Linked DNA regions of Homo sapiens: all the other regions are linked to region 1. The links are chromatin contacts, found by Hi-C or POLR2A ChIA-PET in ENCODE. All regions are on one chromosome and are shown on one strand. Each heading gives the region's core, a stretch centred on a gene start or an enhancer-like site at or near the end of the contact. The rest is flanking DNA. Distances are from core to core; before and after follow the strand shown.

Region 1 (3,939 bases), core at 1,200-3,699:
AAGCAGCCATCGCCTAAGTGCTGCTCCCTGCAGCCAGCAGCATTAATGGACGCTGCACTGCTGTCCTTCCCTGGAGACAGCAGCCAGCACTACTCAAGCTTCTCACGTAGCAACCAGAGCTCCAGAGCCAGCAGCTGCTGCTGCCTTGTATACTCACCCCTGTGATCCAACCCAAAGGAACAACCTTCTCTTTACCCCACCCCCACTCCTTACACACACTTTTTTTTTTTTTTTTTGGACCAGTGCTCCATGCCAGAAGGGCTGGAATTATGCTTTTAAGAAAGAAACAATCCTAAGGTCACCCTTTTAAACCAAGGCCTTTTATTAGAAAAATCAACATTTACCAAATTCTAAATATCCATTTTAATTAAGCCAGCAGTTTAGGAGTGAAGATTAAGCTTTGGTCTTTTGAAAGCCAATTTCCCAAGCACTCTACAATCTAATTTAAATTTGCAGCTAGAAACAGAGCCTTGTGTCATGTCCTACCAAAGGGCATAATTCATTTTTCTACACATAATGACAGTCTGAGTAAACCTTAAAGACTCTAATCCCATAACAGGCCAGAATTTTTGGCTACAGAAGAGAACTAATGATCCTGAGAAAACTGGAAGAAATCCAATAGAAAAAAAAAAGCCCTACGTCCTCTATGGAGCCCAGAAACCTCTGATTACGTGGGTATTCTCTGCTTTAGTCCTAGCTCAGATCCCACACATCTAAAATTACCACTTAGAACTTTCTGTGACCTAAAAACATTAATAATATAAAATTAACAACCAAAAAATAATTTCAAATAGGGAGTACACACTCTCCTAAAAAGCTCAGCACACTCCACTCAGCTGGATCCTCCCCAATCACAAGTATAGCTATGTAACATCTGTCCAACAAAGAAATGTAAATATGACCTTGGTCACAAATATGTCATCTAAAAACTTGTTTAGTCAACTGATGAAGGTAATTAGCACAGAACTTGGGGATTCGTTCAGTACCTATGTGCAGGAAGGAAACTGGAGAAATGAACTTAAATATAGACAAAGCCCAGTGGAACCCAGAGGTCTGGGAAAGAAATGAGTTACCGGTGAATACATTGCACAAGTAACATGAGAAAGCAGAAAATGCAGGTCATACACGCACCCCTGACCCAGACCAGCAGAGCTGACTGCAGCATCCATATCCAAGAGAAAGACCACTGACGCCCAAGAAGTGAGACAAGCAAGGACTCTATAGAATCAATTAGCATAGAAGGGGCTTTCCCAACAGTTTAACTTTCCCTCTCATGCGATTTACCTACTTGAACCAGGGCTCTTTCCTACACTCCTCTTCACATTCCCGACTTACACGCAGAGGGAAAGAGAATTCATAAAGGGAATATTTTTCTGCCTTTGAAGATATTCTCACAAGATCGTTCTCCACGCCCAAGGCAAGTAAAACGACACAATCTGGCTCAACTCCAGGCTCGAACCCTACACATTCAACGAGGCTATCTCAGACACGCTGTGGCACACGCCACGGGGAGCCAGAGAACGTGTGGTGGGGGTGGCGAAGGTAATGCCTTTGGGAAGCAGCCATCTGAGGTGGGAAGCCAGAAAACGAGAGGGAAGGCGTCCAGGAAGATTACGGAGGGGAGATCGCGGCCCCCAGAGCGATCAGAGTTGTCTGTCACAAGGCCGCGAGAACGGGGGTAGGGAGTGGGGGATCGGGGAGAGAAAAAAAGTATGCCTGTGTATTTCGAGCGGAGGGCAGCAAGAGGCCTCTCCTCAAGGGAAAGGTAAACGTGGAGTAGGCAGTTCCCAGGAAAGGGGGTGAAGAGGCGTTGGGGGAGGGGAAGCGTCCTGACCCAGGAAAAACATGAAAGGGGGAGTTGGGTCGCCTAGATTAGAGGGGGATCTCTCTCCCTGGGAAAATGGGGTGTTGCAACGGTGTGTGCAAGGCGGCGAGGGGGGTGAGAAGTGGCAGCATCCTCCTAAGAGCTTGGGGAGGGCCAGGCCCACGACCCAAGGAGAGCGAGCGCGGGGAGACGGAGGAGGTGACCCTTCCCTCCCCTGGGGCCCGATCGTGAGGTTCGGTCTCTTTTCTGTCGGACCCTTACCTTGTCCCAGGCGCTGCCGGGGCCTGGGCCCGGGCTGCGGCGCACGGCACTCCCGGGAGGCGGCAGGACTCGAGTTAGGCCCAACGCGGCGCCACGGCGTTTCCTGGCCGGGAATGGCCCGTACCCGTGAGGTGGGGGTGGGGGGCAGAAAGGCGGAGCGAGCCAAAGGCGGGGAGGGGGGGCAGGGCCAGGGAAAGAGGGGGGCCGGCACTACTGTGTTGGCGGACTGGCGGGACTGGGGCTGCGTGAGTCTCTGAGCGCAGGCGGGCGGCGGCCGCCCCTCCCCCGGCAGCGGCGGCGGCGGCGGCGGCGGCGGCGGCGGCGGCAGCTCACTCAGCCCGCTGCCCGAGCGGAAACGCCACTGACCGCACGGGGATTCCCAGCGCCGGCGCCAGGGGCACCCGGGACACGCCCCCTCCCGCCGCGCCATTGGCCTCTCCGCCCACCGCCCCGCACCCATTGGCCCACTCGCCGCCAATCAGCGGAAGCCGCCGGGGCCGCCTAGAGAAGAGGCTGTGCTTCGGCGCTCCGGCTCCTCAGAGAGCCTCGGCTAGGTAGGGGAGCGGAACTCTGGTGGGAGGGGAGGTGCGGTACACTGGGGGGATGGGTGGCTAGGGGGGCCGTCTGGTGGCTTGCGGGGGTTGCCTTTCCCGTGGGAAGTCGGGAACATAATGTTTGTTACGTTGGGAGGGAAAGGGGTGGCTGGATGCAGGCGGGAGGGAGGCCCGCCCTGCGGCAACCGGAGGGGGAGGGAGAAGGGAGCGGAAAATGCTCGAAACCGGACGGAGCCATTGCTCTCGCAGAGGGAGGAGCGCTTCCGGCTAGCCTCTTGTCGCCGATTGGCCGTTTCTCCTCCCGCCGTGTGTGAAAACACAAATGGCGTATTCTGGTTGGAGTAAAGCTCCTGTCAGTTACGCCGTCGGGAGTACGCAGCCGCTTAGCGACTCTCGCGTTGCCCCCTGGGTGGGGCGGGTAGGTAGGTGGGGTGTAGAGATGCTGGGTGTGCGGGCGCGGCCGGCCTCCTGCGGCGGGAGGGGAGGGTCAGTGAAATCGGCTCTGGCGCGGGCGTCCTCCCACCCTCCCCTTCCTTCGGGGGAGTCGGTTTACCCGCCGCCTGCTTGTCTTCGACACCTGATTGGCTGTCGAAGCTGTGGGACCGGGCCCTTGCTACTGGCTCGAGTCTCACATGAGCGAAACCACTGCGCGGGGCGCGGGGGTGGCGGGGAGGCGGGCGTTGGTACGGTCCTCCCCGAGGCCGAGCGCCGCAGTGTCTGGCCCCGCGCCCCTGCGCAACGTGGCAGGAAGCGCGCGCTGGAGGCGGGGGCGGGCTGCCGGCCGAGACTTCTGGATGGCGGCGGCCGCGGCTCCGCCCCGGGTTCCCACCGCCTGAAGGGCGAGACAAGCCCGACCTGCTACAGGCACTCGTGGGGGTGGGGGAGGAGCGGGGGTCGGTCCGGCTGGTTTGTGGGTGGGAGGCGCTTGTTCTCCAAAAACCGGCGCGAGCTGCAATCCTGAGGGAGCTGCGGTGGAGGAGGTGGAGAGAAGGCCGCACCCTTCTGGGCAGGGGGAGGGGAGTGCCGCAATACCTTTATGGGAGTTCTCTGCTGCCTCCCGTCTTGTAAGGACCGCCCTGGGCCTGGAAGAAGCCCTCCCTCCTTTCCTCCTCGCGTGATCTCGTCATCGCCTCCATGTCGAGTCGCTTCTCGATTATGGGCGGGATTCTTTTGCCTAGGCTTAAGGGGCTAACTTGGTCCCTGGGCGTTGCCCTGCAGGGGAGTGAGCAGCTGTAAGATTTGAGGGGCGACTCCGATTAGTTTATCTTCCCACGGACTAGAGTTGGTGTCGAGGTTATT
Region 2 (3,939 bases), core at 1,230-3,729, 4.9 Mb after region 1:
GTCCATTTGTGGGATGCAGTACAGCCTCACCGCCTGAGGTTACACCCTGCTCCTACTTTGTACTAGCTACTGGGCAAGTGATTTCACTCTCTGCACCTCAGTTTCTTCACCTGCATCTGACGCACAGGGTTTCTGAGATACATGGCTCTGGACCTGGCTTACAAGTACTTAATGTGTCCATCTTATTATTTTTAGCAACCAGTTAGAAAAGAGTCTGTGGACCAGTTTTTCCTTGCTGTACAGCTAATTCTGAAAAGGGGAACTGGGCCTAATCCTTGGCTCTATGAGCACCCACACAGCCATGTGAGTCAACAGAACTCCAAGAAGAAACTAGAGTTCTCACATCCAAATGCTTCTCACTCCGCCAGTACTCCTGAGGATCTTATCAACAGGAAACAAAAGCACTATACCACTATAATGAAGTGTCTGACTTTTATTTTCTCATTAGAAAAGCCCAAAGATTGTAGCCCAGGGAACAGCTAAATATTTAGAATGTTAAAAAAGTTATTAAGACCCAGCCACCCACCCCCACCTACCTCTGTTACCCTGTTATTTACCATGTTCCTGAACATTTCAGGAGAAAAAACTCCTGATAGCCAAATCTGCAGCAATAGTGATGTACGTGCACCCGTTGAAACCTCCCACTCTTCAAATGCAGTCTGACCATTTTGGGGAAAAAATAGGAACTGTTGTGTTTACAGATAAATGCTGCTCTCAGCTCATATTCCACCACGGGCCCCAAAACAACAGGGACCTGCCAGATTCCTTGACACTCAGGTGGCTTGAGTCAAGGGCTGGATGCTACCACCTTAAGCTTCAATAACTCACTTCCCTTTTTAAAGTTCTAATTCTTTCAACTTGCAGCAACCACTTTCATTTCTTGCAATCCAACCTACTCTGATTAAGCACACGTTCAAAATTAGAAAAGAGTGACTATTTCTTGAAGGAGAGAGGCAGTTAATACTGCTTACACATTTTGGCATATGAAATGCACTGTATCCTTCAGAATTTAAATCATCAGCATGCTTTTCAGACCGGCAATGGGCCGCCGTTTTATTGCTCCATTTAATGGCCTTTTCCCCTCCTCTCTCATAAACTTTCAGGCTCCTTCAATTCTCAGCTACTTCCAAGAAACGGACTGTCCACTGGACCTCTGCTCCCAAAAGCCCTCACCAAAGGCAGAGGCAAATTTTGAAGACTGAGCCACGGAGTTTCTTTTTCTTTCTTACTCCCCACCTCCTTGGCGGTTTAGATAGAACTTAAAATAGGCTTAGGACAAAAACTCATTATTGACTACAGCACTCAGGCTTCCACACTCACCTGACCTGGGTCAGGCACTCTGTTGCCAAAGCAAGCCCAGCGAGGGGTGCAAATCCTGCTCCTCTGTAGTCAGCTCCTAAATATTTAGAAAGAAAGAAGACTGAGTACCAGACCGCGGAAGATGAGCTCTAACAGAAATGCTCCAAATTACAAGTTTCCACCTTCTTTAGCCTCCTTCACTGGGGACAGCCCCCCCGCCCCCAAACTTGGTAGGCAGGTTGGTGGGATCGCTTGGGCGAAGATTCCAGGTAACTACGCTTACTTATTTCCAGGATGTAACTGACAATTGAGACTAGGCACGCACAAACTTCGAACGTGCGGGAGGCTGGAACTAAGGGAAGTGTTTGGCAGATCCCAAAGCACTTGTTTCCCGGCGAGAAGGCCAAGTATCCGAAGCCCGCATCCTCATTGGACATGAGCTTCGTCCACACTTCATCCCTCACCGCTTCTCCGGTTTTCTTCCGTTTTTAAAAACCCTCCCCACGGGGGGCCCCTACACATGCATTATTCTCCCAACCACGGAGCGCAAGAGAGGGATACATTTTTAGAAAGATTATTTCCTTGAGCAGACTCACATATGACACCCCCACAACCTCTCTTCAAAAAAAAAAAAAAAAAAAGAACTATTTCCTGCAGCTGCAGCAACAGTTTCCAACTTGGGGGAATGCCACATCAGACCAGAATGGGGAGCCCCCAAAGCCACGCACTAGAGTAGAGGATATTTGTTTTTTAAGCTTCAAATGAGCTCCCCCCAAAACAACTGCCCGCAGTAAAGGAACCCCCAAATGCATGCCAAGTGCATGCACATCCATCAAGATCTCCCCGAGAGCGGGGCAAAAACTTCTGCGCCCGGGGAGCCAGTGCCAACTCCCCGCGCCCTCTGCCCGGCCCCAGCCGCTACCTTGGTGCCCGGGGAGCCACGCCGGTTTGGGGGAGCAGGGCGAGGAGAGGGGTTAGCAGCCGCTGGGTAATCCCATGTCCGCGAAGAGGGAGCTCGTTCCGTTAGGATGGAAGCGGAACACCCACACCTCCTCTCGGCGTGCGCTTTCTCTCTCTCCACCCCCTGCCTCCTCCTCCACCACCACCTCCTCCTCCTCCTCTCCTCCCACCCCAGCGAGCTTGAGGAAACGCTTCAGCAGCACATCCACATGGTTACTGCACTTTAAAGCGGCTCCGGGTGGCTTATATAGGCCGGGAAGCTCCCTGGGCAATGTAGTCCAAGTAGCGGGTCGTGGCGGCGCCTGAGGCTGCGGGGAGGGACTACAAGTCCCAGAATCCCCTGGGCGCCCGGGCTGGGCCCTAAATAGACGCGTGCGGGGACAGGGGAGGGGCGTCCTGCGAGGCTTTCAGGCTGCTGAGCCTGTTCCTTGGCTGGGGTCGGTAGGGCTTGGAGCCAGCCGTTCAAAGTCACCCCTGGGAAGCGCCCGCAACCCTTGGGGACGCCTCTCCTCCGGCTGCCCCCCTTCCCTGGAATCCAGGTGTCACTGGGGCCGGGGAGGGGCTAGGAGCTCGGATTTCTGCTTTGGGAAGTTTTTACAAGCCCACCCTCCCCCTGCCTTGGTTCCCCGAGCCAAGAATTTCAGAAATCCGGGGCACAAAAACGCCAGTGTTTGCGGTCAAGGATTAAAGGCGCGAGGTGTCTTTATTTAATCTGCTCCGCCCTGCTCGGGTTTGCACGAGAAACCAAGCCTGGGAGCGACGGTCCACGCAAGCGGAGACACAGGCAAGTCGCGTGAGAGCACTTTTCTGAGCCCGAGTTGCTTGTCTTTTATCGCCCGTGAGGAGGTAAAGAAAGGCAGACCTCTCCGGTGCACAAATAAAGGAGCCGTGTTGTGACTTGCCGGCTCTGAGATTGGGAGGCAGAAAATAAATACAAACCGCGACCTCAGTCCTGACCGTACCTCTAGCAGCCCCTCTGCTCCTGGGAGCTGTAAATGCTTAAGTAAATAAACCGCAAACCAGAAAAATAAGGGCTTAGGAAAGAGCCGCTCACACAGAGATGCGCATCCAGGCGGGGCGCTCTCCAAGAGCTCCGAATGGGGCAAGGTGGGTTTCACCCGCTGCCAAGTAATGCCTGGGCTCCCGGGCTACACGCTGCTTAGGGCTCCGGCTTTTGCAAGGAGGGGAAGAGCTAAGCCCGGAGGCAGTCAGCCGACTGCCCTGTCTTGCCTCAAATGACGTATATTCATTCCTCAAACGTTTCCTGAGTGTTTACTAGGTGCCAGGCGCTGGGGCATAGTGGTGAGCCAAACGCATTATAGCATCCCAGACAGGCACTTCCTGACGCCGCCTAAAGATCTGTTATAACAATAGTAATAATAATGATAATAATCAATGGGGAGGCTGATTTTATTGAGCCCAGACCACATGCAGTTTTCATGCGTCATGCTATTGAGTTTTACCAACTGTAGGTATATTTATTATATCTATTTGGCAGGTGCACAATCCAGGGCTCAGAGAAATCAGGTAACTTCCCAAATGACCCCTCGAGTTAAGTGGTACAGCCTGGACTCCCGTTCCAGACTCTACGTGTATGAAACCCTTGTCTTTGGGGAAATCCACCGCCATTGCCTTAAATAGCCTCTCTCCCCATTTAGGAGCAGCCTCTGAGCCCTTGGG
Region 3 (3,939 bases), core at 675-3,174, 4.6 Mb after region 1:
TGTGCTGGCCCACCAGGTAACTTCCACACGGCCACAGAGAGCATCCCTGGCAGCTGACAGTAAGATGTACAGATGGCCAAGCGGTTAGAGCAGGGCAGGGTGAAATCACACAGCACTCATCTGGGTAAAGCTGCTTTGTATATTAGGGCTTTGGCGGCGGCAGCGCATATCCAAGCAGGGGACAGGCCCAAGCCAACTTGGTGCCCTTTAGAAGCACCGACTAGGGATCGGCGGGAACCACAGAGATCACCTCATCCAGCCCCGACTTGATGACAAGCCCATCACCCTGGTGGAGCAGATACTTTCCGCAGCTCTGCCCCTGACCGACCACCATGGGGTAGACCGCGTTAGCTTCCTTCACTCAGCTCCTCCAACATCCCAAGCACAAGCCAACCCTCTTCTGAAATACTCTTGCCCTCTGCTACTCTTCACACAGCTCCTTCTCTTCGCATCTGTTGGGTCTCAGCTTGAACGGTATCTCCCCAGAGAAGCCCTCCCTGGCCACGCTTCGTGGCGCCTGTTTGCTTCCCCATCACACTTCTCTGAAGCTCTGATTTAGCTGATGATGAGCTGATTTCCTAGCTCTGTCTCCCACAAGACTGTAAGCTCCTGGAGGGCAGGGGCTATGTTGGTCTCATCCCTGACTGTATTGACGCCAATGTGTATAGCACCTGACACCCAGGGAGTGCTCAGTAAGTAAACATCTGCTATATTAAGCCGGCTGTGGTGACACAAGCCAGTAGTTCTAGCTACTCCGGAGGCTGAGACAGAAAGATCTCTTCAGCCCAGGAGTTCAAGGCCAGCTTGGTCAACACAGTAAGGCCTCTTCTCTCTTTTTAAAAAATTTACTATATTAATGAATGAACAATAATCCTGAAGGAGGTGCAATTCCGAAACACTCAAGCCAAGCTTTGCATCCATGGCAGCTGAAGTATAACTTTATGGCCAGAAGAAGCCTGCATGTGAAAGCTCAAAGTCCTGCTAAGTGGGAATATGCAGCACACCGCAGACCAGCCAAAGGCAGCTGATGTGGTGTTGTCACCTCTACGGGCTTATCCGGTTTTTGCACGTAACTCTGTGATGGGCTCAGCCTGGCTGAGGATCCTTAATCCATCGAGTTAACTGTTAACTACCCCGGCCCCAGTGACACAGCAGCTTGCATGATTAACTACAGCCCGGGAGGGATGATCATTTGTGCACCTTCCGTCTCCAAACCTGGCTCCCTCCCCAGACTTGATAGCTACAAGCTCTGGGCTCAACAGTTTGTGGGTTTGTGTTGCAAGGAGGCTAATAAAAACATATTTCTCAAATACCATATGGTGAGGGCAACTGCAACACATCCTCCTCGAAGAGCAATAAAATATATATATTTTTAAAGTCCTGAATTCCAGGGGAAAAACGAGGCTTGAAGACTTCAGAGGGTTTACAGGACTATCCCCTTCAGTGTCAGAGCCATCTTGATCAAAAGTCTAAAACCCAGGAATAGGAAATTGGTAGAAACTTTGAGAGAGCCTCTGACAGTTTCAAAGAGGAACTCAGAGGACCTCAGGAAATGTGAGCGGGCATAGATTTCTCCGTGAAAAGGAGGGTCAAGGCAGAAGAACCAGAGGCAACTGTGAACATCAAGTCAGTTCTCAGGGAAGCAGGGGATCCAAGTGTGTACATGAGGCGCCTTCACTGTCCCTGCATCAGGAATCTAGCTGTTGGCACCTTATAATGAGAAAACAGTCTCAACCATGAAGTTAACTCTGCTGGAAGATTTCCAAAGGGAAAGTCCCTCCCGTTACTCAGAGGGGAAAAAAAAATTACCTACTTGGTCTGGAATCCGGGGATATTTTATGCAGATGTCTCTAACAGAAGTTAATAAAGGGAAGTCAGCTTGCCTCTGATTATTCAAACAGGCTACTGCTATTAAGGATTGCACAACTTCTGGGCAAGGCAGAGGTGGGTTTGGCTTTTTAAAAATTTTTTCAGCCTGTCCTCATGGAACTACATATTCTTTTCTAAGAACTTTTCATCCTAACCTCCCTACTCACATCTTCTAAGTGTCTCTGCTCTGGTGGGAATGTGATGGACAACACAGAGCCATCTCAGAAGCCTCTGTGGCCACCACCAGGCCGGCCAGGGTGCAGGGGGCCACTCCCTGGGCAGCCATAGGGTTCTCAGCAAGGTGCATTCGTCGTCCCTGCTGAGAATCTGATGGGGCAGCATTTTTTTTTTTAATTAAATGCAAGCTGAGTCATTTCAACCTGCAACCTTCAGGTAACAGGAGTTACCCAAGCTCCAGGAATTATGATTGTGGGGTAAACCCATTCTCTTGTTTTCTTGCGGTTCTATTTTATAACGCACTAGAGGAGACAGAGACGTCATTGCTTCACCCAGGGCAAGAGGACAAAGGAGGATGCATGGAAATACAAACAGCCCTTCTCCTCCAGGCCATACCGACTGTCCAACTAGCAACAGACTTCACCTGGTTTTGGAGCAATCTGAATTTGGAATATGCCAGAGAAAACTTCTATCAGGCAAGATGGAAGACTCCTAGGATAGGTCTCTCTCATGGAGGGATTGGTAATAAAAAAATCATGGGAAAAGAAATAAGGGAGGGTGGAAAAAACACACCTTAGAAAACAACTTCTGATGTCCCGGGGCTACACAATGGGGGAGCTGAGCACTTAGGAAGGAGAGGGAAAATATTCTGTTTCCGGAGACAGCTCCAAGAATCATGAGTAGGTGTGAGAAACAAGGAAGCTTACAGATTTAAAAAAAAAAAGAAAGAAAGAAAGGAAGGGGGCAAAAGGAAGGAGTCAGGGAAGGGGGGAGTGAGATCTTTGAGAGACAGGGGAATTAAAAAACACCATAGCAACAACGCAGTCCACCTACCCTGGCCGCCCACCCACAGCCAGATTCTTTACTGACGCATTTGAGAACAAGCTGGTTCCTACCAGCTCAGGAAGGTGAGCAAACCCAGAGAGCTCATTAAATCCCTTCTCAGCGACTCTTGTCTGCCTGCAGATAGTGAGCAAGGAGGATATAAATAGAAGTTATATAACATCTCTTTGTTGATTCCTGTGCTTACCAAAAAAAAATGCAGCATGACCTTGTTTTTCTTTAGAGTTTGCCTCGGCCTGCTGGTTGAGGACTTTAATCCAGATAGGAATCATCTTGAAGTTTAAACAGCAGGATATAGATTTCCAAGTTAAGGGTGCTCTGCATGGCCATCCAAGTTAGGAACCCACAGGGTCAAGTCCTCCTCCGCGGATTAAAAAAAAAAAAATCCACCAGCTCTAAAACAACAACAGCAGGTATGGAATCTTGTGGCTTCCTCTTAGAACATCTCCTGAGGTAAATTAAGGAGTAAATTTGATACCCAAGAGCAAAGCATCATTAAAATGGCATCTTGGGTTTTCTAAAGGAGGTTCGAGCACCACAGGTATATTCAAAGGTAACTGGTGGTTTCCACATACCCTCCAGGCCTAAGCAGTTGTCTTTTTGTTCCTTAACAGGCACGATGGTAAGAGTCCAGTGGATGGAAAAGGCCTCCTCCTTAAAGATGGTGATGGAAACGAGCACTGCACAGGGAAACACAAATCAGGTCCCCTGAAATCCAGCCCAACCTGGCCAGACCCTCCAGTGCCCATCAGGGCTTATGAACAGGGTGCTTCAGTGTCTTTGTTAGGGGTGGTTAAAAAGGAGCACGTGCTTATAGGGGATGCTGCTGAGCTCCATGATTTTGACTTCCTGTCTAACCTGTTGATGCTACAAAACTCTTTTAAAAACAGTTACCATGGGAACTTTTCCCTAGCAAGCATTCTTCAAGAAACGTTACAGGTGCTGGTGAATTCAATGCCCTTGGTGTCAATAAGCTTTTGCTGAGTCTTAGAATGTGTGGCTTGAACTGAGAGGACTTTCAAACAGATAATGCGAAGTTTCCAATGCAAA
Region 4 (3,939 bases), core at 455-2,954, 4.4 Mb after region 1:
GGTGCCACCTGTCTTTGGAGGCATTTTGGAAGCTGCAACTACCTCAGGAAAATCCTTTGACAGATAAATTTCTCCAGCAGCCTCTGCCGACCTTAACTCAGGGGAATCCAGAGATAACATTTTCCTGCAGTGGTGTCAACTCAGAGAGGGACCTCTATTACGTCTGGCAGCCAAGAGGCTTTCCCTACTTCTTTCCTTACACCCTTTCAGAACTTCCAGCTCATCCAGGCTTTTTTGTTCCTCCCGAAATACTATTTTTTTTTTTTCCATTTCCCCAACCAAAGGCTGCGAAGTAGCCGAGGGCTACTGTCAAGAAAGGACAGGCCGTAAAAATCACACACCAAAGCAAGTCCCCTTATTTGACAACAACAACAAAAAAGGTGGGGGGAGTGGTAGAGGGGAAGGGGTAAATAAAATGTGTGTGTTTCTTGGCGTGTTCCTTTAAGTGAGAAAAACTAGGGAATCCTGAAAATCACCAGAAGTTAAACTCCTGAAAAGGAAGGCCAGTTGGTGTTGGAGCCAACTTGGAGAGGTCCAAGTGGTTCTCGCCTCATTTGCATGAGTCAGCCAGAAAACGCCAGGACTGTGGAGGAGGACCCCACCGCAGAGCCACCCGCCAGCTCTGATCCGCCAGTCTGGTCTGCAGTTCCCCGCGGAACCTGCAGGCGGCGAGTGACCCGCCCGCCCTCTGGGCAAAGGACTGGGTTGGAAAGGGGCCAGCTTCTCACTTACTGTAAGTTTGAGATGTTCGGGTAGGAGATCCTTCAGCTGGGCGATGCACTCGTTAATCCGGTCACGTCTCTTTTTCTCGATGAGCCGGTGCGGCAATTTGTAGGTCTCCTGCAAGACGCACGGGGAGGCGGTGGGCGCTTGGGGAAGGAGATGAGAAGCCTATCCTCCCAGCCCCGCAGCAACAGTCCGGCAGAGGAGCAGAGTAGCAGAGTAGCACCCAGAACCATCGTCTGCCCTTTCTTTTCCAAGTCACTCAGAAGAGGCACCGAGCCCACACCCTGCATCCCCTCGCCAACCTCAAAGCGAGAAAACTTTTCTTGGAAACTCAGCGCGCGCGAGGGGCTGAGCGCAGGGTCCCTAGGGGTGCACTTGCTTACCTTGCTGTCCTCGCTCCGCTTTATTCCCCGTCTTGACTTGTACACTTGGTACATGTGGGCAGGGTACATCCTGCAGGAAGAGAGACCAGGAAGGGTCGTGACTGCTTGCGCACGGCTGCAGGCGTTCTGCCGGGCAAGAACCTCCCGGTGCGCCCGGAGCTGCTCCAAGTTGAGAGTGGCGCATAACATGGGGCTGCAGTTGAGGCTTGAAGGGCCAAGGAGTGCCAACTTACCCTGGTAGGTCTCCGTGCTCCAGTCCCGGTGCTTTGGGCAGGCAGGCGGGGGGTGGTTGCGCGCTGGGGATCCGCTCCATGGCGCGGCGAGCCGGGGCCACTGCGCGCTCCTGTCTGCACTAGCGGAGCGTCTGGATGAGGACTGCCCTGGAGAGGGCTTCGGGGGTCTCTCCGCAGATGTTCCTCTGAGTCTGAGCTCTTTGAAATCCCCTGGGCTGCTGGAATCTTCGGCTTTGAGATGCAGCTTCAGTTGGGGGCGTGCATGGCCCGGTGTCCCCGCGGCCTCTGGCTCCGACTCAGCGCACAGACTGGCGGTGTGTGCTCCCTGCGCGGTCTGTCTGCGCCGTGCGAGCCAAGTGAATGAGAAGTGGGGCGGGCGGGGAGGCGGGAGGGAGCGGGTGAGGGGGGGGCGGTTAGGGCGGAGTGGGGGGGTGGGGGGGCAAGCCGAGGAGTAATGGAGAGGCTGCGGGCTGGGTTAAATGGGAGCGAGTGGGTGGGTTGGAGCTACGTGTTCTACCCTGTGACTCCAGGCACGTCTGGCCACTGCCGGGGAGGGAAGGAGCGACCTGCCCGCCCTCCCCCGGCTTCATCACATGAGTCTCACGTGTTGGACAACGCTCCGGCGGCTGCTAGGGAGCCCCCACCCCCAGCCCCGGCCCCCAGGTGTCTGCGGCTGCGGCCGCCTTTCCCCGAAGAGGGGGTGGCAGCACGACCTGGGTCCTGCCCAGTTGGGTGGGGGGCGCGGAAGCTGGAAGGGACGGGGGTGCTGGGGGAGGGGGAGAAGTTGGTAACGTGGGCGAACCTGCCCCAGGGAAATGAAGTAAGTTCCCGTCTCCTGGGAGGGAACGGGGGAGGACGGATCCGCCCGCGTCTGACTCAAGCCGGGAGAGGAATATCCCCTTGCTAGCTCCAGCCCAGCCCTCTTCCTCCTCCCCCGCCCGGCCCGCTTGGAGGAACCGGCGCGCTGCGGAGGGAGTCGCCCGGCCCCCCAGCCTTCCCCAGAGGCTGGGGTTTCTTTCCGTCCTGGCTTCCCTGCCCCCACTGCTCACCCTCGCGTCCAGGAATTGCCCGCCTTGGGGAGGGACCGAGGGGCGGGGCGGATGTCACCCCATGGGAAGCGGGCCGACGGCCAAGCGCAGGGGCAGCTGAGGCTGCCGCCGAGCACGCCGCGCGCACCTGACCGTGGAGGGTGTGAGCCGAGGGCCCCTCGCTCCCAGGAGCTCCGCTCCTGGGCACAACCTGCGGGCGGGCGGGCACCCGGTTGCGCAGCCCCCTGGGTGCCCCAGTGTCACCCCCTTCCTCCCGGCCAGTCAAGCGCAGAAAGATACCGGGCGCTGTGCCCGGCGCTCCCTCCCTCCTCTGCCCCCTCCGGAGCAGAGGCGCCCCGGTCGCCTCCCCTCCGGCTGCAGCGTTACACAACCGCGGCGGCGGCGCCTGCCCTGCAGCAGCGCAGGGCGTGACGCTTCACGTGGCCGGGCTCAGGTCGTAGCACCGCGGACCGCGAGCCTCTCTGCGTTGACCCAGGGACTGAGACCCCGGGGACGTGGCGTGCCAGCCCGGATCGGCCCTCTCCCTGCCTGTTGGGAAGTTCGGCGGCGCTGTTCGCGGTCTGCACCCAGGGCAGGAGGGATGAGAGAGACAAGAAAAAAAAACCGCCTGTTACAGGGAAATCTTAGCAATCATGCGGTCGACACGTATTTCTTGAGCCCCCTGCTCTGCACTAGGCGCTGCACTAGTTGATGAATCCGACACGGATCCTGCCCTTGAACTTGCAGAACCTCTAGGAAGAGGTTAAATTGAGCAATAAAGGAAAGGCAGCCCTGGGAAAATTGTATCGAGGCCACTGGCTGACAGAGGGGAAAAACAATGAGAACTTGTGTTGCTTTGTGTTTTGTTTTTAATTTCATTGTAACCGAGATGCCTAGGTAGAGAAGCGGGGGAGAAGCTAACCCAAAGCCCCAAGCCCGGGGCGGAAGGACCTCCTCCAGCGGCCCCAGATCTCTGCAATCTCACTTAGGCTGCCGGAGGGCCCCACCCACCTCCCCCGGAAAGGTCCGGGCTCTGTGACCTTCTCACTCAGCCGGGAGCAGGGAAAACAGCTGAAACTCCAATCCCGCGGTGTGAGCAGCGCTGATACAGTCAGAGGAGGGAGCCAGTGGAAACTCATGACTAAAATAAGGCCTGGCTGGGGATTTCACTGACCTCTGCGCTCCCCTGCCCTGCAAGTTCGGGGAGTTGAGAGATGACTGTAAGCCCTTCCCACTGCGCTTCGGGTCAGTCACCCCACTGCTGAGTGACCTGGCTGTGGGAAGGATTGAAAAAAAAATGGGGTCACTGCCGAGACTGGGCGAAGAGTAGTAGCCTCGGGTGCAGTTAGGGGATCAGTCTTAACTGGCAGTGCCCTTGACGACCTAGAGAACTGGCATTCACAAGTTGACCAAACTGGCAGTGTATTTCCTTCAGGTCGCCTTGGAGAGCTCCCGCTTCCTGTTTATATTTCACAAGCGTCAAACTCTTTAGCAAGTGTGAGAAATGCCTCCTTTTCTAACTGCTAACTGGCATGACCTCACTTCGGGGCTCAGAGATCCCTCCCTGCC
Region 5 (3,939 bases), core at 716-3,215, 4.4 Mb after region 1:
CACAGCACATTTGTAAGAATTAGGAAAAGGTGCCCCTCTGGGAAGATGCAGCCCCATAGGCCCATGCTTAGGAAAGGGACCTGACCTGAATTTCACCCCCTCTATGCCCGAGCCAGCACCCTCGTGCAGTGAACAACCTACACAACTGTATACAATGGCCACAGATGCCAGGGAACAGTCAGAAGGGTGTAGCGACATTTGTTGACAAATCTGTCTCCTCCATCTTAAGCACCTTGAGTTCTGAGTTCTGGAGCTGCATATCCATGTTTGTAACCTCAGTACACATAGGAGATGCTCCTAATATTTGTCGAATGGATTGTTCTTTGGCTACTTGTTTTTTCTTCAGACTTTCTGTCTTCTTGTCCTTCTAAATTCATAACGGCTTCCTCTTAATGCACTCCTGCTAGCGTTAGAAAGCACTGTGTTGGCTAGCTTGCCTTTTTTTTTTTTTAGACAGGGTCTCGCTCTGTCACCCAGGCTTGAAGTGCAGTGGTGCGATCTCTGCTCACTGCAGCCTCCGCCTCCCAGGTTCAAGTGATTCTTGTGCCTCAGCCTCCTGAGTAGCTGGGACCACAGGCATACACCACCAAGCCCAGCTAACTTTTATATTTTTAGTAGAGATGGTGTTTTGCCATGTTGCCCAGGCTGGTCTTGAACTCCTGGCCTCAAGCAATCCACCCACCTTGGCTTCACAAAATGCTGGGATTACAGGCGTGAGCTACCACGTCTGGCCCACTTTGACTTTTTAATCCTAACATCTTACCCTCTGTCCATTCAACAGAAACTTGGCTATGGCCACACAGCTAGGAAGGCGGGCAGGCAGTGCTGGGCAGGAAACTGTCAAGCCCTGGGGTTGTGGTCCAGGCTGGATCCCCTACCTTCTGGTAGGGATTCTTGTGGCTTAATCTCTGTACTTTGGATCCTAGAATGTCAGAGCCGAAAGGAACCTTTTGGGGCCCCATTTTACAAATGGGGCAACTGAGGCACAGAGAAGGGCTGGAAATTACTAGAAGCCACTGAGTAAGAGCCAGAGCAGAACTGGAAACTAGGTCCCTTGACATGTTTAGAAGAAGTAGCTAGCTAGATATCAGGAGTGGAAATTAGAAGAGAAAGACCAAGGAGGAGAAATGGCTCTCTGAGGAGGGTGTCTGACTGTGATGGCTGTTAGTGGGGCTACGAGGGATTAGAGAAGACTTGAGGAGGAGTCCCTTAGATCACTGGTTCAAAAGGGAAGAGAGGGTTAAGAAAACAGGACTTTGCCAAGGAGTGGACAGCCCTCTAAACTGGAATCCATTTGGATCCAGCCTGGCCATAGATCTCCAGATGCTAAACAGAATTTCTTGTTCTGGGCCTGGTCAGTTTGGAAGTCCTTGGTCAGTAGCATTTGGCTGGCAGCGAGCCGCCAGATGGCCTGCTCTGTGAGCACTTGCTGAAATCAGAGGCAAGGCTTGGTTCCCCTTCCCGGGAGCCTGCACTCCAGGTACCTCTGTGAGGCCCCACTCCAGTTCTCTGTCAGCATCTGCTCGGGGCTTTCCTCTTTCTAGGTCTTCTTCACAGCTCCTCCTATGTCACATTGCCTCGGGTCCCACCAGCACTGCCCTAAGCTGGAAAATCCCTCCGAGCCCAAGCAGCCCGTGACCATAGAGGCAGGAAACTATGACACTAGAGGCACACAGGGTGTGAGGTTTATTCTTGGTATGTGGTTGGGAAAGGCGGGGTTGAATGGCGGTGGGGTGGGATGGGATCCTCAAGAGAGATAGAGAAATCCAAAAAGAAGGAACCCCTTTGAGAATATCAGAGTAGTTTTCTTTTCTTTTGTTTTCTTTTCTTTTCCTTTTTTTTTTTTTTGAGACAGGGTCTCACTCTGTCACCCAGGCTGGAGTGCAGTGACATGATCTTGGTTCACTGCAATCTCTGCTATCCGGGGTCAAGCGATTCTCCTGCCTCAGCCTCCTGAGTAGCTGGAACTACAGGTGCACACCACTGCACCCGGCTAATTTTTGTATTTTTTGTGGAGTCGGGGTTTCACCATGTCGCCAAGGCTGGTCTCGAACTCCTGGCCTCAAGTAATCTGCCCACCTCAGCCTCCCAAGTTGCTGGGATTACAGGCATGAGCCACTGCACCCTGCCTCAGAGTAGTTTTCTTTCCCAGCGTGTTCCCTTTGCTTCAAGCCTCTGGGATTGTCTCTCTTCCTTGGGGTAGCCTCTGGGTGTGCGGGGAGCAGGGGAGCATTTTAGGATCAAGGGTTCAGCTCCTCAATCAGGGTCTCCAACCTATAGAGTTTAGCAGTAGCAATCGTAGTAACATAGGGAATATTGAAATTAACTGATCACTTTCTAGATGCCAGGTTTTATGTACCTAGTACAGTGCCTGGAACACAGTAAGTCCTCAATATATGGTAACGTGATTGTATGATTGTAATCCACCTTAGGAAGTGGCATGGGGCCAGGCATGCCTGTAATCCCAGCCCTTTGGGAGGCTGAGGCAGGCAGATCACTTGAGGTCAGGCATTCGAGACCAACCTGGCCAACATGGTGAAACCCCGTCTCCACTAAAAATACAAAAATTAACTGGGCATGGTGGTGGGTGCCTGTAATCCCAGCTACCTGGGAGGCTGAGGCAGAAGAATCTCTTGAGCCCGGGAAGTGGAGGTTGCAGTGAGCCGAGATGATGCCATTGCACGCCAGCCTGGGCGACAGAGTGAGACTCTGTCTCAAAAAAAAAAAAAAAAAAAAAGAAGAGGCATGAATCCCAATCCCATTTTAGAGATGGGGAAACAGATTCAAAGACCACAAGTCATTTTTCCAACATGGTACAGCTGGCTATTCATTCGCTCACTGATTCAATAAGTATTCATGGAGTCCTTGCTGTGTGGCAGCCACTGCTGTAGATGACAGAAATGGAGCCCTGCACGTGGCCCCCGCCGTCAGGGTTCATCTGTGTGTGTTCTACTGAAGGGAGTCAGGTGATGAACACACAGCAAGTCAATAAGGAAGGGAATTGCAGATTGGAATAGAAAACAGGCATTGCAGGGAGATGTGGAAGAAGTGAGAACATGACAGTGCTTTAGAAAGGAAGAGAAGGGAAGCCTTTTTAAAAATCTTTATTTTTTGTAGAGATGGGATCTCTCTGTGTTTCCCAGGCTGGTCTCAAACTCCTGGGCTCAAGTGATCCTCCTACCTCGGCTTCCCAAAGTGCTGAGATTATAGTCATGAGCCACCATGCCCAGCCAAGGGAAGGCTTTTTAAGGGAGGTGACACTGAAGCTAGGATTTGATGAGTGTGAAGGAGCTGGGGAAAGGTCGTTTACAGCAGGGGCAACACCAACAGCAAAGGCCTTGTGTGGGGAGAGAACTTGGTTGGTTTTCAGGAGGTTCAGGGAGGCCAGTGGGAGTGAGGTGAGCAGGCAGGAGCATGGGAGGGAGGGAGATGAGGCAACCGGTGGGACAGGGACACACCAGCCTTTGGGGCCACGGGAAGAGCTGGGGCTGTCAGTGGCAGAGGCTGCCACGCTGGAGTTTAATCCCTCACTTCGGACCTCCATGGCCAGCCTGGGCTCTGCCCCTTTGGTCCCAGTCCTGACTCTGAGCTGGGCTTCAGCAGGTGTGACTCCCCTACGTCCCTGCCGGCCACAGCCCCCTCCACTCACAGTGTGTCATAGGACAGGCAGGGCCACTCCTGTTTCCCAGCTCAGAGCCTGTCGAGGCCTGCAGATTCCCCACTGAGCAACAGAAACAACCCCCTCCTGATGGGACAGTCAGCCCTAAAGGAGGGAGCAGCTGTCCAAACCCCAAACACCTCCCTACCAGCTACCTGCGAGGCTTCTGGGCCTTCTCCCTTCCTCCACCCACCCTTCTCTCACACGTCAGCTGACCTGGGTTCAAATCCTGCCTGTACCTCCCATAAACAGTAGGGCAGTGAGCAAACTGGGTTTTATTT
Region 6 (3,939 bases), core at 859-3,358, 3.1 Mb before region 1:
AGGGTGACTTTTACAGAATTATATGGTATCTCAATAAAGCTATTTTAAAAAATTCAGAAGTAAAGACATTCCCCAGGCCATGTCCTGCAAGAATGACTTCACAGATACCAGCGTGAAGCTTCTAGAAAAGATAGAAAGAAACCCTCAGGGAAGGTAGAGCTCACTTCCCCAGGGGGAAAAATTCAAGAGGACAAATCAGATGATCTCTAGTTTCATGGAAGAGTCCTCCTGTGCTGAACTCGAAAGGCAAAGCAGAGGAGAAAAGACTGCATTTACCATTCCCCATATCTGCAATGGATATTCAAGAAGGTTCTTTAGTGTCGCGGCAGAACAGCATGCTGTAAGAGGTGGGATGTGAGTAAAATAAGAAGAGGAAACTGTCATAGGTAGGTACCAGATGCCAGAGGCACTCACTGCATGTGCTGCACATGTGGGTACTATAGTCATCCCTTGGTATCCACAGAAGGACTGGTTCCAGGACTCACCCCCTACCAAAATCCGCAGCTCAAGTCCCTTAAATAAAATGTAGTATTTGCATGTAACTTATGCCCATCCTCCCATCTACTTTAAGTCTTCTCTAGATTACTTAGAATACCTAATACAATGTAAATACTAAATAATTGTTATATATATATATTTTTAAATTTCTTTTTCCAAATATTTTTGATGCAACATTGGTTGAATCCACAGATTCGGAACCTGATAGCGAGAGCTGACTGTACTATCCTCATTCCACAGATATGAAAGAAGAGCGGTGCCTGAGGTGCACAAAAACATATAGGAAAGACTGGGTCAGTTGTCAAGAGGTTTGGGATGCAAAGGTTGGTTTGGAATTGGAGTCACTGCAGGTTATTTAGAATGATGATTGAAAAATGCAGATTAAGAAAATTAAACCTGGGAGTGGTACATCACACAGTGGCCCTCAAGCTTACCTACCCTTAACTCCTCATGCCCAGGCCTCACCTGCAATCAATTACATCAGAATTTCCTGGGTGGACCCAGCTGATTTTAACATATAGCTAACCACTGGTAACAGCAAGGTCTATTCAAATTCACTTAATCCCAGTAGCCCCCGGAGGTAAAGACTATTTTTATTTCCATTGTACAGATGTGGAAAGTGACTCGGAGGGGCCGGGCGCACCCCTGAGAAATCTTTACTTCTTATTTCCCCAACCTGCGCAACCTGACTCCAGAGCTGCATATTCTTACTTTCTATTAAAAGCAGAGTCTGTTTCTTATTCTTCCCTCGAGCACACAGGCTAACACCTCTTAGGTGATGGTAAATGTCTATTAGAAAAACAAAAAAGGGAGAGGTGGCTCCATTTAATTTTCCAACCTTCCTGGACTAGGTGCCAAACAAACCTGGTTAAAAAACCTCCTACCCAGCAAATCTCACCTTCTCCCAACCAAAACACGCTTCAAGCTCCATCTGCGCACCTCCTGGGCTTAGGGAGGCAAGGATGAAAGGCACAAGGTAAACAATCCTGCCTCTGGGGAGCTTTCAAGTTAGAACCTGAGAATAAGCCATATAAACAGATGACCAGCCTTTGAAAGTTGTTGTCAGGATTAAATGCATAATTTTGCAGAAGGCGTTTCGTTCGGGGCCTACCACGTGGAAAGCGCTCACCAGACGACAGCTGCAAATAAAATAAACTGCGCACCCCAACAGCGTTAGGGGCCCCGCCAATTCCTAACTCCCTGTCTTACCCCTTTGCTTCTTTCCTTGACTACCCCCACACCCGACCGAACTCCACCAGAGGCTGCGGCTCCTCTCGGGCATTGTCAGCTGCACCTTGCGCCCCAGCCCCACCAGCCCTGAACAAGGCGCCGGCGTTTCCAAGAACCAAGGGCTGCAGGCGCACGAGGAAAGCGCGGAGGAGTCAGTGACCGGGCGCACTCGGAAGCCTGGCTCCCCGTCCCGGCACTGTCTCGGCCGGCTGTGCGACCCCAGCACAGTACCTAGGCCCTTTCCTCTCTCGCCCTGGAGGACTTTCGGAAGAGCGAGATTTCCTTTCGCTGCAAAACACCAAACTCGGAAAGGGCCGCGCTTTCCTCGCCCAGGGCCCTTACCTTTCTTGGCCCCACGCGCTCGCCGTTACCCCGGCAACGCCGGCCGTGGGGCGGACACCGCTGCCGTCAAGCAGTGCGGCCGCAAAGCCAGCCGAGTGCGCAGCCGCAGAGCTCCCGTCGGGACTTGGCGGAGTGCGCCTGCGCACGGCCGGCTGGCGGGTGTTCTGTGCGCCAGCTCTGCCACTGCGGAGTATGAGGCGGAGGCTGCGTGCGCGCTTTGCTGCTCTCTGCAGGATTGTACGGAAGCCAGAACGATCCTGCAAGACGCATTTTACAGATGAGATGCAGTTACCCGTCAAATGTCACATAGTCACGTGGGAGGTGGGAGAGACCTAGAATCTTCGGCCCTCGGTGGATGGGATGTTTGAGGCGACCGACAGGACTTTATTAAATGGCCCTGAGGAAACTGATCTCATCTTTCTCAATGTAGAAAGAGGATCACAGCAGCGCACCTGTGTACGCTGCAGCATGCGGGGAACTTGCAAGGACGTTTTCTCTGGCAGACACCTGGCCAGAAGCCTCTGTGTGCCCAGACTGCCTGTGCAGTTAAGGGACAATAGGCGGCAGGTCCACCTGCTCTGCATCCCCATTTTCCCCCCTCACTGGCTGCGTGAGCTTGAATGACTGACAACCTTTCTGAGCTTGAGTTTACTGAAAAATGGGCCATCAGAATTACGGGAGATGAGCAAAACTGGAGTGCAATAGGAAGTGTAAGTTTCTCCTGACCTGGTTATTTTAAAGGAGCCCTGTGGGGAGTCCAATATATACTTTCCCAAATATGAATCACAGGAGTTCCACCACACAGACTAAGCAGGAGGCAAAGGAGGATGGCAAGGAAGTGTGGCAAATACTGCTGGAGAGATTCATGGTGCTAGATGTGATGATGGATGTTGAATTTTGGACTTCTGCCAATGTTCTTGCCTCCATTCCTTCACGCATGCTGTTGCCTCTATGTTCCCTCCCCTCTGTTAGCTGCAGTAATTCCTGGTCAGCCTTTAGGTCTCAGCTCAAATATCACCTCTTCCAGGAGACTTCTTGCCTTCCCAGACCTGCTTGGGTGACTTGCCTCTGTGCTCTGCAGTAGTCTGGCATGGCATGTGTTGTCCCTGTTTTTCTGGCCCTTTTTATTTTTTGAGACGGAGCCTGGCTCTGTCGCCCAGGCTGGAATGCAGTGGCACCATCTCAGCTCACTTACCTCACTGCAATCTCTGCCTCCCAGGTTCAGGTGATTCTCCTGCCTCAGCCTCCCGAGTAGCTCGGATTACAGGCGCCTGCCACCACGCCCGGCTGATTGTTATATTTTTAGTAGAAACGGGGTTTCACCACGTTGGCCAGGCTGGTCTCAAACTCCTGACCTCAAGCGATCCTCCCGCCTCGGCCTCCCAAAGTGCTGGGATTACAGGCTTGAGCCACTGCATCCTGCCTGGCCCTTTTTGAACTGCACTGTGGGCTTGCTCTTGGTAGAGTGAGATCATGTCGCAGCATTCAGTGGGTCCTCTGCTGCAAGGACCTTCACTGCTAGGCTAGGGAGTTCAGGTTTTAGATAAACCAAAATCAAAGAGCTTTGTGGTAAGAATGTTGCAAAAGAAAGGGAGAAAATTGGCAAGAGTCACAGGATATGGTAACAGGATGGATTGGGCAGGGGAGAGACAGCTGAAGAGAGGCTGTAATATCCGACCAGAACATGCCAATTTAAGAAATACTGGTTTTAGAATTAGAGGGCTTTAACAATGAAAGGGATTCAGAGGTTGTCCAGTTAAACTTCCTTATTTAACTGATAAGAAAACAGTTCCAGTGGCACTGTGAGTTGTCAGAGATAACCGAGCAGGTCTGAGGTGGGGCTGAGACTAGAGCCAGGTCTCTTAAATC

Evidence for each region. Hi-C counts contacts between places; a loop is a spot of excess contacts on that map. ChIA-PET counts read pairs that join two places held with the same protein, here RNA polymerase II (POLR2A). Pooled maps may share reads with other maps.
Region 2: a map of B cell shows a loop between it and region 1 (18-fold over the local background). The contact joins the promoter of ITPR1 here to the promoter of SETD5 in region 1. A Hi-C loop is called at or near these places in 2 of 168 maps with a recorded cell type or tissue (B cell and CD4-positive, alpha-beta T cell) and 10 of 50 pooled maps. POLR2A ChIA-PET finds 5 or more read pairs at or near these places in 1 of 52 experiments (activated T-cell).
Region 3: a loop to region 1 is called in a map with no recorded cell type, with 5 times the contacts of the local background. The contact joins the promoter of EGOT here to the promoter of SETD5 in region 1. A Hi-C loop is called at or near these places in 1 of 37 single-sample maps with no recorded cell type and 4 of 50 pooled maps. POLR2A ChIA-PET finds 5 or more read pairs at or near these places in 1 of 52 experiments (BJ).
Region 4: a map of chondrocyte shows a loop between it and region 1 (11-fold over the local background). The contact joins the promoter of BHLHE40 here to the promoter of SETD5 in region 1. A Hi-C loop is called at or near these places in 1 of 168 maps with a recorded cell type or tissue (chondrocyte), 6 of 37 single-sample maps with no recorded cell type and 12 of 50 pooled maps. POLR2A ChIA-PET finds 5 or more read pairs at or near these places in 1 of 52 experiments (T-cell).
Region 5: a pooled map shows a loop between it and region 1 (6-fold over the local background). The contact joins the enhancer-like site here to the promoter of SETD5 in region 1. A Hi-C loop is called at or near these places in 3 of 50 pooled maps. POLR2A ChIA-PET finds 5 or more read pairs at or near these places in 2 of 52 experiments (K562 and activated CD4-positive, alpha-beta T cell).
Region 6: a map of CD8-positive, alpha-beta T cell shows a loop between it and region 1 (23-fold over the local background). The contact joins the promoter of TSEN2 here to the promoter of SETD5 in region 1. A Hi-C loop is called at or near these places in 3 of 168 maps with a recorded cell type or tissue (B cell, CD4-positive, alpha-beta memory T cell and CD8-positive, alpha-beta T cell) and 6 of 50 pooled maps.

What each region holds. Positions count from the first base shown.
Region 1 is chr3:9,396,125-9,400,063 of GRCh38, reverse strand. It overlaps SETD5 (SET domain containing 5), which reads right to left and starts at 2,449. Exons shown (of 23, transcript NM_001080517.3): 1 at 2,087-2,449. THUMPD3-AS1 (THUMPD3 antisense RNA 1) reads left to right here and starts at 3,441. Exons shown (of 4, transcript NR_132781.1): 1 at 3,441-3,504. RefSeq lists an enhancer at 1,582-1,631 and a silencer at 2,242-3,551.
Region 2 is chr3:4,491,888-4,495,826 of GRCh38, reverse strand. It overlaps ITPR1 (inositol 1,4,5-trisphosphate receptor type 1), which reads right to left and starts at 2,479. Exons shown (of 62, transcript NM_001378452.1): 1 at 2,222-2,479; 2 at 1,321-1,396. It overlaps ITPR1-DT (ITPR1 divergent transcript), which reads left to right and starts at 2,664. Exons shown (of 2, transcript NR_108075.1): 1 at 2,664-3,043. RefSeq lists silencers at 548-842, 2,141-2,410.
Region 3 is chr3:4,749,575-4,753,513 of GRCh38, reverse strand. EGOT (eosinophil granule ontogeny transcript) reads left to right here and starts at 1,924. Exons shown (of 2, transcript NR_004428.1): 1 at 1,924-2,568; 2 at 3,504-3,939. All of the region lies in intron 44 of ITPR1 (inositol 1,4,5-trisphosphate receptor type 1), which reads right to left. RefSeq lists an enhancer at 3,802-3,871.
Region 4 is chr3:4,977,202-4,981,140 of GRCh38, reverse strand. It overlaps BHLHE40 (basic helix-loop-helix family member e40), which reads right to left and starts at 1,704. Exons shown (of 5, transcript NM_003670.3): 1 at 1,343-1,704; 2 at 1,110-1,179; 3 at 733-840. The coding sequence starts at 1,422. It overlaps BHLHE40-AS1 (BHLHE40 antisense RNA 1), which reads left to right and starts at 1,180. Exons shown (of 3, transcript NR_125916.1): 1 at 1,180-1,346. RefSeq lists enhancers at 721-1,315, 1,423-1,572, 2,873-2,992, 3,123-3,172, 3,293-3,482 and silencers at 1,723-1,782, 1,993-2,762.
Region 5 is chr3:5,004,561-5,008,499 of GRCh38, reverse strand. No RefSeq gene overlaps it. Among named protein-coding and RNA genes, the nearest start is that of BHLHE40-AS1, 27 kb to the right of the region's middle. RefSeq lists enhancers at 775-904, 1,425-1,694. Within about 2 kb of position 1,965, at least 5 of the 41 ENCODE cell types and tissues checked have a DNase peak (open chromatin) inside an H3K27ac peak, as active enhancers do.
Region 6 is chr3:12,482,649-12,486,587 of GRCh38, reverse strand. It overlaps TSEN2 (tRNA splicing endonuclease subunit 2), which reads right to left and starts at 2,108. Exons shown (of 12, transcript NM_025265.4): 1 at 1,708-2,108. RefSeq lists an enhancer at 1,765-2,184.